Linked DNA regions of Mus musculus: region 2 is linked to region 1. The links are chromatin loops, found by intact Hi-C in ENCODE. Cell type or tissue: left cerebral cortex. All regions are shown on one strand.

Region 1 (5,000 bases):
TTTGAGATCTGACAAGAATATATAATTGCCAAATGAAAGAATTTTCATTACTTGTAATATCGTGCTTAGCACTCTTGCTACCTCTCTACCTAGGATTAAAAAGACAAGAAGGATAAATACTTTAATATTAGCCCCCTGAGACCACCGGTCAGGAATAAAATTTATTATATGCAAATAAAATTCCCTCAGCTAAGCAGGACTTGCTAGGACATTAGAAAGCTTTAAGATTACTTCTTAACTAAACACATCTCCAAAACACCACTGTGACCTGCAGCAGTGTCACACTTGGCACTCACAATGGCGGGAGGAGCTACTGCTTTCTTTTTGATAAACCCTGTAGTTCCAGCTGCTCCTTCTCTGCTATGTAGAGCAGACTAGCCTGGACCTCACAGAAGCCTGCCTCTCTGGTTTCTGAGTGTTGGGATTAAAATAATTATGTGCCCTCCTAAGCCTGGACTTTTAAGTCTGTTTATATTTCCCTTTACGTTCAATCGTTTACACATAATACAGTAAAATATCTGAAAATTATCTTGGGATATTTACTGATATTTTACTTTTACAAAATGAGGCTTTTCTAAAATCACTAAGAATACCCAAAACACTTCAACTGAACTACATCATGCAGAGATTTTAGAGCCTCCAGTACCACAACAGAAATGGTAATAATCTTGAAAAGGTGATTTCCACTTTAAAATCCCATCTGAAGTAGGATGTGGAGGCACACACCTTTAATTCCATGACTTAGGAGGCAGAGGCAGGCAGCTCTCTGAGTTCAAGGCCAGCCTGGTCTACAAGGCAGGTTCTAGGACAGCCAGGGCTGCTACACAGAAACTCTGCCTCAAAAAACTAAAATGAAGTAAAATGAAATTCCATGCGAAAGACCACCTGTTGATAAATCTTGGACCCTTTAAAATGAAAAATTACTTACTTACAATAGTTTACCAAAAAAAAAAAAAAAAAAAAAAAAAGGACAAACTAGTATGTAAGCAAATGGGACTCTGAAACATTCAGATTACAGGGCTACAAAAAGTAAAAAGCAAAGAACCAAAACAAAACCACGAGAGTACTACGCCTAAATCGCTACTCAAAACCATCACGATGTTCAAGTAAATACTAAACTTGAAAGCTAAAATTTAATCTGTTCTCGCGAGGGTCCTACTAGTCTGACATTTTATCTTTTAAGCGTCTTGGCTAACAAACTTAACTGAAGATCAGTGCAGTTCATTTCACAGTGTGTATGGGGGGGGGGGGCGGGCGGGCATTTCTTCATCATTCCTCTCTTGGCTAAGGTGCATATCAAATGGAATTAGTGCAAGAGTCAACTCAATAGGCACCTTAAAGCAATGTGCCATTTTACTCTCCCCACAAATTCTCCAGGGTTATAACTCCAGTTCCTTTAACTCTTGGTGTTTCACTTTCCATTTCACAGAAATCACGTAGTTGATCCTGGAGAGCCAGAGCACACTGGCCTCTGCAACCAGGGGGCAGGCACGTGAATGATCCCTAGGTGCAAGGGAGTTGGAAATGCAACCCCACCGAGTGGGACAGCTGAATCAGACGCGGCTCCCGGGGCCGGGTTATCCTCCGCGCTGGGACCACTGGCTGGGTGAGGGGCACACCGCCAGGACCTCTCCCCGAGCTCCCCGGGGCAGGACCGTACCTGCCGAGCCAGGGGCTGTTACCTAACCGGCCCGATCGTCCCACGGTCTCATCCAGTCCTCCCTGTCCCAGAGCCAAGGCCGCCGGCGGCTACGGTAGCTGCAGCGTGCGCCCATCCCGCCGAGCCTCCGGCCGCGCCCCCGCCGCGGCGTAGGCCCCGCCTCCGGCCCGCGCCTCCATCCTTCAGCCACCGCGTTGCGGCTCCTCCACCTGCCCCATCCCGCCGCGCCGGCTCCCGCCGCCCCGGGCCCGGAGACCCCCCCCCCCCCCCATCGCAACTCCACCTTGTACGAGTCGGTGGCCAGCAGGATGTTGAACTCGGCTTCTGCCGCAGCATTCATCTCGGGCCGGAGCGGAGACGCCGCGCCACGAGCTGCCCGGCGCGGCTGCGAGCAAGGAGAAAAATGGGCTTCGCTGCGCTCCGTTGCTTAAGTCACCGCTCGCTCGCAGGGGGGCGGGAGAGCAGGGAACGGAGCGCGGGGAGGGGCCGGGAGGGCGGGCAGGTCCGTGACGCGGCGGTGGAGGCTAGCGCGCTCCCCTGCCCAGCGCGCTCCGGCGGCTTTCCCGGCGGCTCCGCGCCCCGCCCATCCCGGGGACAAGGGGCGGGGCACGGCTGCGCGTGCGCAGCGCAGGGGCGGGGGGGACTGAGGAGGACGTGAGGCACGCGCTCTGCCTCAGCTGCGCCCGCCCCGGGCCTAAAGCCGACCGTCACCCCAGCGCGTGACCTGGGCGCCTGCCTCTGAGGGGCGTGGTCTGATGCAGGGGCGTGGCTTGGCGTTCCCAGCCTCGCCCCTCCTGCCGGGAGTCTCTTTGCCCGCCCCAACCCGGACCTTCCTCTTGTCCTACCCAGTCCCTGCTCGTCCTGAGAGTCTTGTTGGAGTCACGCCACCAGCTAAGGCCAAGGAGCCACCCACTGTCGTCTCCCTGTTCCCGCACGCGCTGAATTACCTTTGTCTCCCGCTTGGACGATGGATGGAATCTTTGGTCCCCATCCGTCTTGTGGATTCCGATCCTCTAGATTTTCCTTTAAAATCAGAGGAGCTGCTTGCGGTCTGAGTTGCCCTGGCGCGTGGACTTGCTTTTCTCCGCGCTCAGTCTGTAGCTGAGCTCTTTGATCCTTTGAAGGCTGACTTTTCCTGGAGAAAAGCCTTTGCGTCTTAGGGAAAGGTTAAATTCAACCCTCTCAGACAATGTAGGGACAAGACCAAATTGAATCTAATATTGTTGGGAAGTAAAAGGCATACAGCCAAGTCTTATACAGTGGATCTGTTTTTTGGTTTTTTGTTTTCCTTTAAATCATTAAATCGTGGGGGAAAGAGCTAGTAACCTCCCAAATAAGCGAAGTGACGTCTGATGACGTCACCCAACTTCCATGAGCCTGTCCTCTTGTTCAGTTTTCACATACAGAGTTGCAAATTTGTTTTGCATAGAACTAAAATTCCCTTTGCATGTTTAATAGCATTTAAGAATTCTAAGATTTAGGCTTTGTTGTTGTTTTGTTTTTATGGAATACAAGTAGCAGGGGGAAATCGGTATAACTAAACTGGCACAGACTGCATCAAGTTAGTAGCTTCCTTTTGCCTTTGACTTCTCAACAATGTTAGATTCAGTTTGGTCTTGTCCCTTCATCGTCTGAGAGGGTTCAATTTAACCTTCCCCTTAAGACACAAAGGACTGTTGAGACTTTTCTCCAGGAAAAGTCAAACAGCTTTCAAAGGATCCAAGAGCTCAGCTACAGCATCCATTCATCTACAATTGACCGCCATTTTAGGCTGTTTTATGCGGGGGGTGGGGGGTGGGTGGGGGGTGGAGGTGGGGGTGGGGATAAGATTCTAATTACAAAGTAGTCTTTGTTCACGGTAGTGTTTTCTAAAAACAAAATTTGATCTTGCAATCTTTCAGTTTTTTTCCCTGTATAAAAATGAAAAAGCCCAAAATGTAAAAATGCTAACATTGTAAGCATACTGACATTGCTAGATAAGTTCAAGAGTAGGGTCTGCAGGAATATTACTGGCTTAATCCCACAGCAATCTTTAGAGGAAAAGGTGACTATTGAAGTTCTTAGAGTTCTTAAAAGCCCCTCTCCCGCAAAGGGCTATATGCTAGTGTGGACTGACTAGAAGGAAGCAGATCAACTTTTAAGAGTTGGGGTCTCAGATATAGCTGTCTCTTGTGAGACTATGCCGGGGCCTAGCAAACACAGAAGTGGATGCTCACAGTCAGCTATTGGATGGGTCACACGGCCCCCAATGGAGGAGCTAGAGAAATTACCCAAGGAGCTAAAGGGAACTGCAACCCTATAGGTGGAACAACAATATGAACTAAGCAGTACCCCGGAGCTCTTGTGTCTAGCTGCATATGTATCAAAAGATGGCCTAGTCGGCCATCACTGCAAAGAGAGGCCCATTGGACTTGCAAACTTTATATGCTGTGTGTCTCACTCATTCCCCTCTCTGTATACTAGCTCTGGTTCTCAAGGCCTTTGCCACAGACCCCAATTTGCCCCATCTGACTTGCTATTTATTCTTACCACATGTGTTAGATATTTGGCAATGGGGAAATACCTTAGAGAAATAGTTATAAAAGAGGAAACATCTATTTGGCTCATAGTTTCAGAGTTTGATCCATATCACTCAGTGTTGTCTTTTTTGGACTTGGAGTAGAGGAGGGAATCATGGCAGAATGAGTGATAGAGGAAAGATTCATAGAAGTCAAAAATGGAGGTGGTGAGGAGAGGGCAGGAATGGAGACAAGGTATAGTCCCAGGAACATGCCCTGATTACCTTCTTCTAGCAAACATCCAAATCATGACATTTCTATCATCTCACCAAATAGTACCATCAGCTGACAAGCTCTCAACATATAAGCCAGAAGAGGGCAGTTCCTATTCAAACCGTAAAATTCTACTTTTGGTCAAAGACTCATCACCATCTGATGTATAAAATGCATTTAGTCCATCTTCAAGAATCCTTAATATCTCAAAACTTTAAGTCCAAGCTCTCTGCAGAGTTCAAAACAAAATGTTAGCTTTCAAGATACAGTGGTACAGAGTAAGCATTCCCGCTCTGCAAAAGAGAAACGGGAACACAGGGATGAGGGATAGAAACGAAGCAAATCAGAAACACAGCAGGACACAAGTCAAATCCTAACTAGCATAACTTCATGTCTGACAATTGGGGCTGCATGCAGACAGGATGGAAACTCTGAGGCTTGGATAGCCATTTGTTTGAATATGGAATAAATTCTATTAAATAGTACAAGATTAAAAACCTTAGCTTTCATCAGTCCATGTTTATAAACATACCTATTTATATAGTTTGACATATACATTAAATGTAAAC
Region 2 (5,000 bases), 180 kb after region 1:
AATATCAATTGGAAATTACATCGTGCATATAGGCCATAGAGCTCAGGGGAGGTAGAAAGAATGAATAGAACTCTTAAGGAGATTCTGACCAAATTGGTTCTGGAAACTGATGAAGACTGGGCCAAGCTCCTTCTCTGCTCTCTCCTGCTCAGGGTCCAGTGTTATTGTAAGAAGGGGATTGCTCCTTTTGAAATTATGTCTGGGAGAATACCTCCCATCTTTCCCAACCTCTGACCAGAGTTTACTAATCCCGATGTACAATGCTGTTCCCATGCCAACCAATCAGTGTTAACTAGAGAAAAACCTTGCCATGGTCAGCTAAACTGCACAGAAAGGAGAGAAAGGAAAGACGGATCAGATACCCTGTTTACCTGGTCCCCATGGCAGACCACCTCTCTGTCAGGATTAGCTGGATCATGAGTCTTATCCTAGTCAGGCTATTAGTAGGACTCTGTATCCTCAATTGCATGACCAACTAAATTATTGGTCCCTAGGACCAACTATGCCTTCCTAGTACATGATAAGTAAACAACTTGACTCAGGCCCACAGAACGAGTGGGGAATGTAAGGCAGCAGGCACATGCAGCGGTTCCTTCATCTTGTATTCTTGCTGAGGCCATTTCATGCTTAACTAGATGTTGATCTCATGGATGGAGAATCCCATGAAAAAATTACCCAACTCTATTCTAGGAATTCAACATCAAAATACGCAGTAAACTTATCTCTGCTTCTGCTGACCTGCTTGCTTGCTCAGAACTACTCCTTCTACCTACTGCTTATTTTAGCTTCATGATGCCAGGGCATAGGTTTTCTCTTCAAAAACCCTGTGTGCAGGACACTAGGCACTACACTTAGATCCTGAATAACTGAGTATAGCCTTGCTAACTGAAATGAAGACTTTCAATAGGCCATACATTGTTTCTGAGTGGTCATTTTTGATGGACTCCCCATAACACTTTTGGCCATGTTTTATTATCCCAGAAAATAGAAACCTCCAATCAATACATTATTCTTAAGATTTATTTTGTTAAAGTGAAGCACAAAAAGAAAAAGATAAGGAGGTAGATAATTCACAAACAGATCCTAAGTCTACTTACTACATCTAAAGATTGTTAGATGTTCCATTTCTGATCTTAAATTGTAGTGGTGAGCATGAAATTAATATATCTCCACTGATAATCAACAAAGAAAGTACCAAGGGAACCCAGGAGAAATGCGCCAGTTTTAAATGATATATTAGCATCGTTCAGTATAATTTTTCAAATTTTGTCTTCAGACGTCACAGAATATTTCTACAATTAGCTCAAGTGCTAACAATGATAGCTGCTCTGTACCCCCAAGGGAAAAGAGTCCTACCTCACTAAAATTGGAGATACAGGAATCTACTGTGTCTTGGCGAGCAGAGGTACAGGGAAAAATTGTGTAATTTGTGGGAAGGGGATTGATGTTTGGGAAGAGAACGGATCTATACCATTCCTAGTTGCAAGGAGTACAGGGTTGCCAGGAGCCATTCCAATCCTCCTGGCTCCAGGTCTTTCATGAAGAAGGGATCAATACCACCAATGGTGTCTCCACCTGATGCCATTTTTTCCACTTAAGTCTTTGGAGCCTATGGGTGTCTATCTGTCTGCCAGATAAGATGCTGCAGTCCTTCCATAGTGTTTTCTAAGCATCTACTTGGAAAATAGCATTCTTCCCAACACTTACCCCAGTCCTTGACTATTTTATGAAAGAGCTTACATTTAGTGTGAAAGACAGATATGTGTACAATAAGAGGATGGATTCCGTGCAAGAACATGAGGGTCAGGCAGGCAGGGTACTGTTCGCATGAGAATGTTGAACAAGGCATTGCATGGACTGGATACTTGCCAGACACAGATGAGGAAGAGCAGTCCAGCTAGAGGGAAGGATGGAATAAAACCCAGCGAGATGAGGAAAGAGGTATATTTGACACAGCAGTAATGCCAGTGATATTGAATTAGTAAGTGTATGTCTGTATGTGTACAGGTTATGAGACAGGTTAGAAAGTTCCCTGTGTGCCACATTTTGGACTTTATATTTCATCCCATGGCTAATGGTGTGGACTTTTCAGTAGGAAGTCATGGTCAGTTCTGATATCCAAAGAAGTGACAGTGGCAGCAGTGGGGAATAGAGAGGGATGAGGCTAGATACCCAGGAGTCAGTGTGGAGTAGCTGAAGTTGTCTCAGAAATCCCAAAGAAAGTTAGTTTACCAAGACAGGCCATGGCTCAACTGTGATAGTGCATATGGTCATGAAGAAGAAGTCTTCCGTGGCAATTGTTCAATTGATTGACAGGATGAAAGCTTGACATTCTAGTGGGTGTACACAGGCTATCCTCAAATGAGATTCAAGGAAGTTGTGTGCTTAGAAACACTACTAACAAGTCTGTAGAGGAGTCTCTTCTCCCTGGCTTCAAAGGGATGATATTTTTTAAAGGGATGTGTTTGTTTAGCAAATGGAACTTTTGATCATGGAAGGGACCACACAAGCGGAGGGGAGACAAGACCTTCTTTGTTCACAATTTCTCTTCTGTTGAAAAAGTTTCTTTACCGCTTTTGTGCTTGAATTTTTCCCTGCTATTAATCTGCCACCTTGTGGCCTAATGAGGAATTTCAATTTTAAACTGAGAGGAAGGACTAAGAAGTCAATATTCCTTTCCGAGAACACAAACCCTGCCATAGCATAGCGCTGGCTGTGAAAAAGATCAAAGGAGAGCAGAGATACCCCGCTACTATGTAACCCCTTCTTCCCTGCTCACCAACGACGCTGTGGGATAGGAATTCACAGGGCAAAAGGAAGAACAGAGTCACAGGCACTTAGAATTCTGTGTGCTTTTCATCCTACAAAGCGATAGCTTGGATAGTGTCTTCAAATTTTAATGGAAAGTTTAATTGACCTAAAAGTTAAATAATCAGGTAAGATTATCATTAGCATCCAAAATACTGTATAGAATCATAAGACAACTTTGCAAACAGATAACAATTAGGCATCAAATAATCACTCTGTAAAGTGAAATGAATGACGTATGTCCACATATGCCTCTTAGCATCCACATGGCAGGTCACAGTCATCTATAACTCCATTCCAGGAAATCTGACACTCTCTTCTGCCTCCGTGGACACCAAGCACACACACACACACACACACACACACACACACACACTATATATATATGTGTATATATATATATATATATATATATACACACACACACACACACACATCCAGGCAAAACAATAAATAAATACACATACAAAATAAAAATAAATAGATCATTTAAAAATAAAAGGCCAGTTAAGTCACCTAGGGACTAGTATGTTTCTGAAATTTCTACTTTGATATCTTTATTCTAATCTGACTCCACAAATGCCCATGAGTTCTTTATTTTCTTTATAGCCAATCTTCTTGTTTTCTTGGTCCAGGCCTATTATTCTTAAATACTGTTACACAGAATACTCTGTGTTCTCCTCCCAGACAGCCATATTTTTAATTTCTCTCTCTCTCTCTCTCTCTCTCTCTCTCTCTCTCTATATATATATATATATATATATATATATGAATAAAGTGGTCTGTAAGCTTCTTTCTGAATGGGCAGCTATTTATTACAGCAGGCCATACTTGGCTGAGGTTAGCAACAAACCTCAGTTGCCTTTTAACATTCAAAAGAAATGCAGGGCCTTTGAAACACTGCAGGCTTCTTTTACTTTTCTTACTAATTTGGAATTCTGGCTTCCTTCTCTTTCAGGTTTTATGATTACTTGTTATTTTTGTTTGTACTCTTTTTCACAATGTCTGAAAGGATGGGAGAGGTGGGAGGAAAGGCCAAGGTAATTGAGTCCACCTAGCTGCCTCTGCAGTTAACAGCATGCCAATTCTAAACCCTGGGCTTCATTTTAATCTATTCTTTCACACAAAACAGCATCCAGTTGATATGTGCAGAATCAGGAGCATAGTCACCACAGCTGTCCTTTCATGTTTATGAGGTCCACACTTGGGGTATGAGAATTGCATCTGTTGAACATGGCTTAGGTTTTCTTGATATTATTCCCCTTTAAAAACCCATAAAACCATTCACATAGCATTTTTCTTGTATCAGGTATTATTAATAATCTGGATGAATTAAAGTATATGAGCATATACATCTAAGTGATAGAAAAATATTACTAATACATCATTATATATAAGGTGCTTGATACTTGAGAATTTGCACATCTCTGTATGTGGTGGAGGGAAACTAATTCTCTGAGGCTACCAAAGGATGTCTGTATTATACAAATGATATGGAAATTAACAGTGACTATAATAAACTGATGAAAGCAAGTTAGGGGAAAACAGGGCTTATTTTGGATTGTAGTTCCATGAGGTTAGAGTCTATATTGATGGGGAAAGCATGGGAGCAGGGGCAAGAAGCAGAGAGGTCACATTTTATCCACACACAGAAAGAGAGATAGGATGGGAAGTCAGTGAGGCTACAAACCCTCAAAACTCACCCCCCCCCCCCAGTGATGTATTTCCCAGTGGTGTTAGGAAGTGATGAATCTCCACTTCCTGACAGTTCTGTACCCCCCAAAACCATGTCACCAGCTAAAGACCAGCTGTTCAAATGCATGAACTTAGAGGGGCATTCTCATACTATAACAGTCCTGGGTCATGCCAGCAGTGTAGGTAACATGAATAATCAGAAATGAAAGTGATCAGAGGGTGCAAAGCCAGGAGGGAGTTCAGAGTAAACCTTAAGCTTGGGATGGGCACAGCACTTACCATTTGCCTTACAACGTTATTCACTCTACCTAGAGCTGAGAACTGTTTATGCAGGAAACACACTTCCTCTGTCTGTCTGAGCACTCAGAAAGGCTGCATTGCCTCCTAAGGTAAGATGAGATGCAGCTGTTAGCTTGCCCTTTTAGCCCTGTGAAAGACAGGTGATCTACTTCCTCCAGGCACAAGCTGTGTTAGCAGCTCAGTTCTCCCCAGCAAGG

Evidence for each region. Hi-C counts contacts between places; a loop is a spot of excess contacts. Peaks named below come from ENCODE experiments on the same cell type or tissue, not always from the same donor. Only the 100,000 strongest peaks of a DNase experiment are listed, where the experiment ranks them.
Region 2: it touches region 1 in a loop (3-fold over the local background); 26 of 42 quality-filtered maps call a loop at or near these places.

What each region holds. Positions count from the first base shown.
Region 1 is chr12:32,817,570-32,822,569 of GRCm38, reverse strand. It overlaps Nampt (nicotinamide phosphoribosyltransferase), which reads right to left and starts at 2,235. Exons shown (of 11, transcript NM_021524.2): 1 at 1,944-2,235. The coding sequence starts at 2,000. In left cerebral cortex, a CTCF peak has its summit at 2,619; DNase peaks (open chromatin) are centred at 1,803, 2,390 and 2,982; H3K4me3 peaks cover 2,404 bases; H3K27ac peaks cover 1,808 bases.
Region 2 is chr12:32,635,244-32,640,243 of GRCm38, reverse strand. No RefSeq gene overlaps it. Among named protein-coding and RNA genes, the nearest start is that of Gm33380, 56 kb to the right of the region's middle. In left cerebral cortex, a CTCF peak has its summit at 2,614 (motif pointing left); a DNase peak (open chromatin) is centred at 2,607.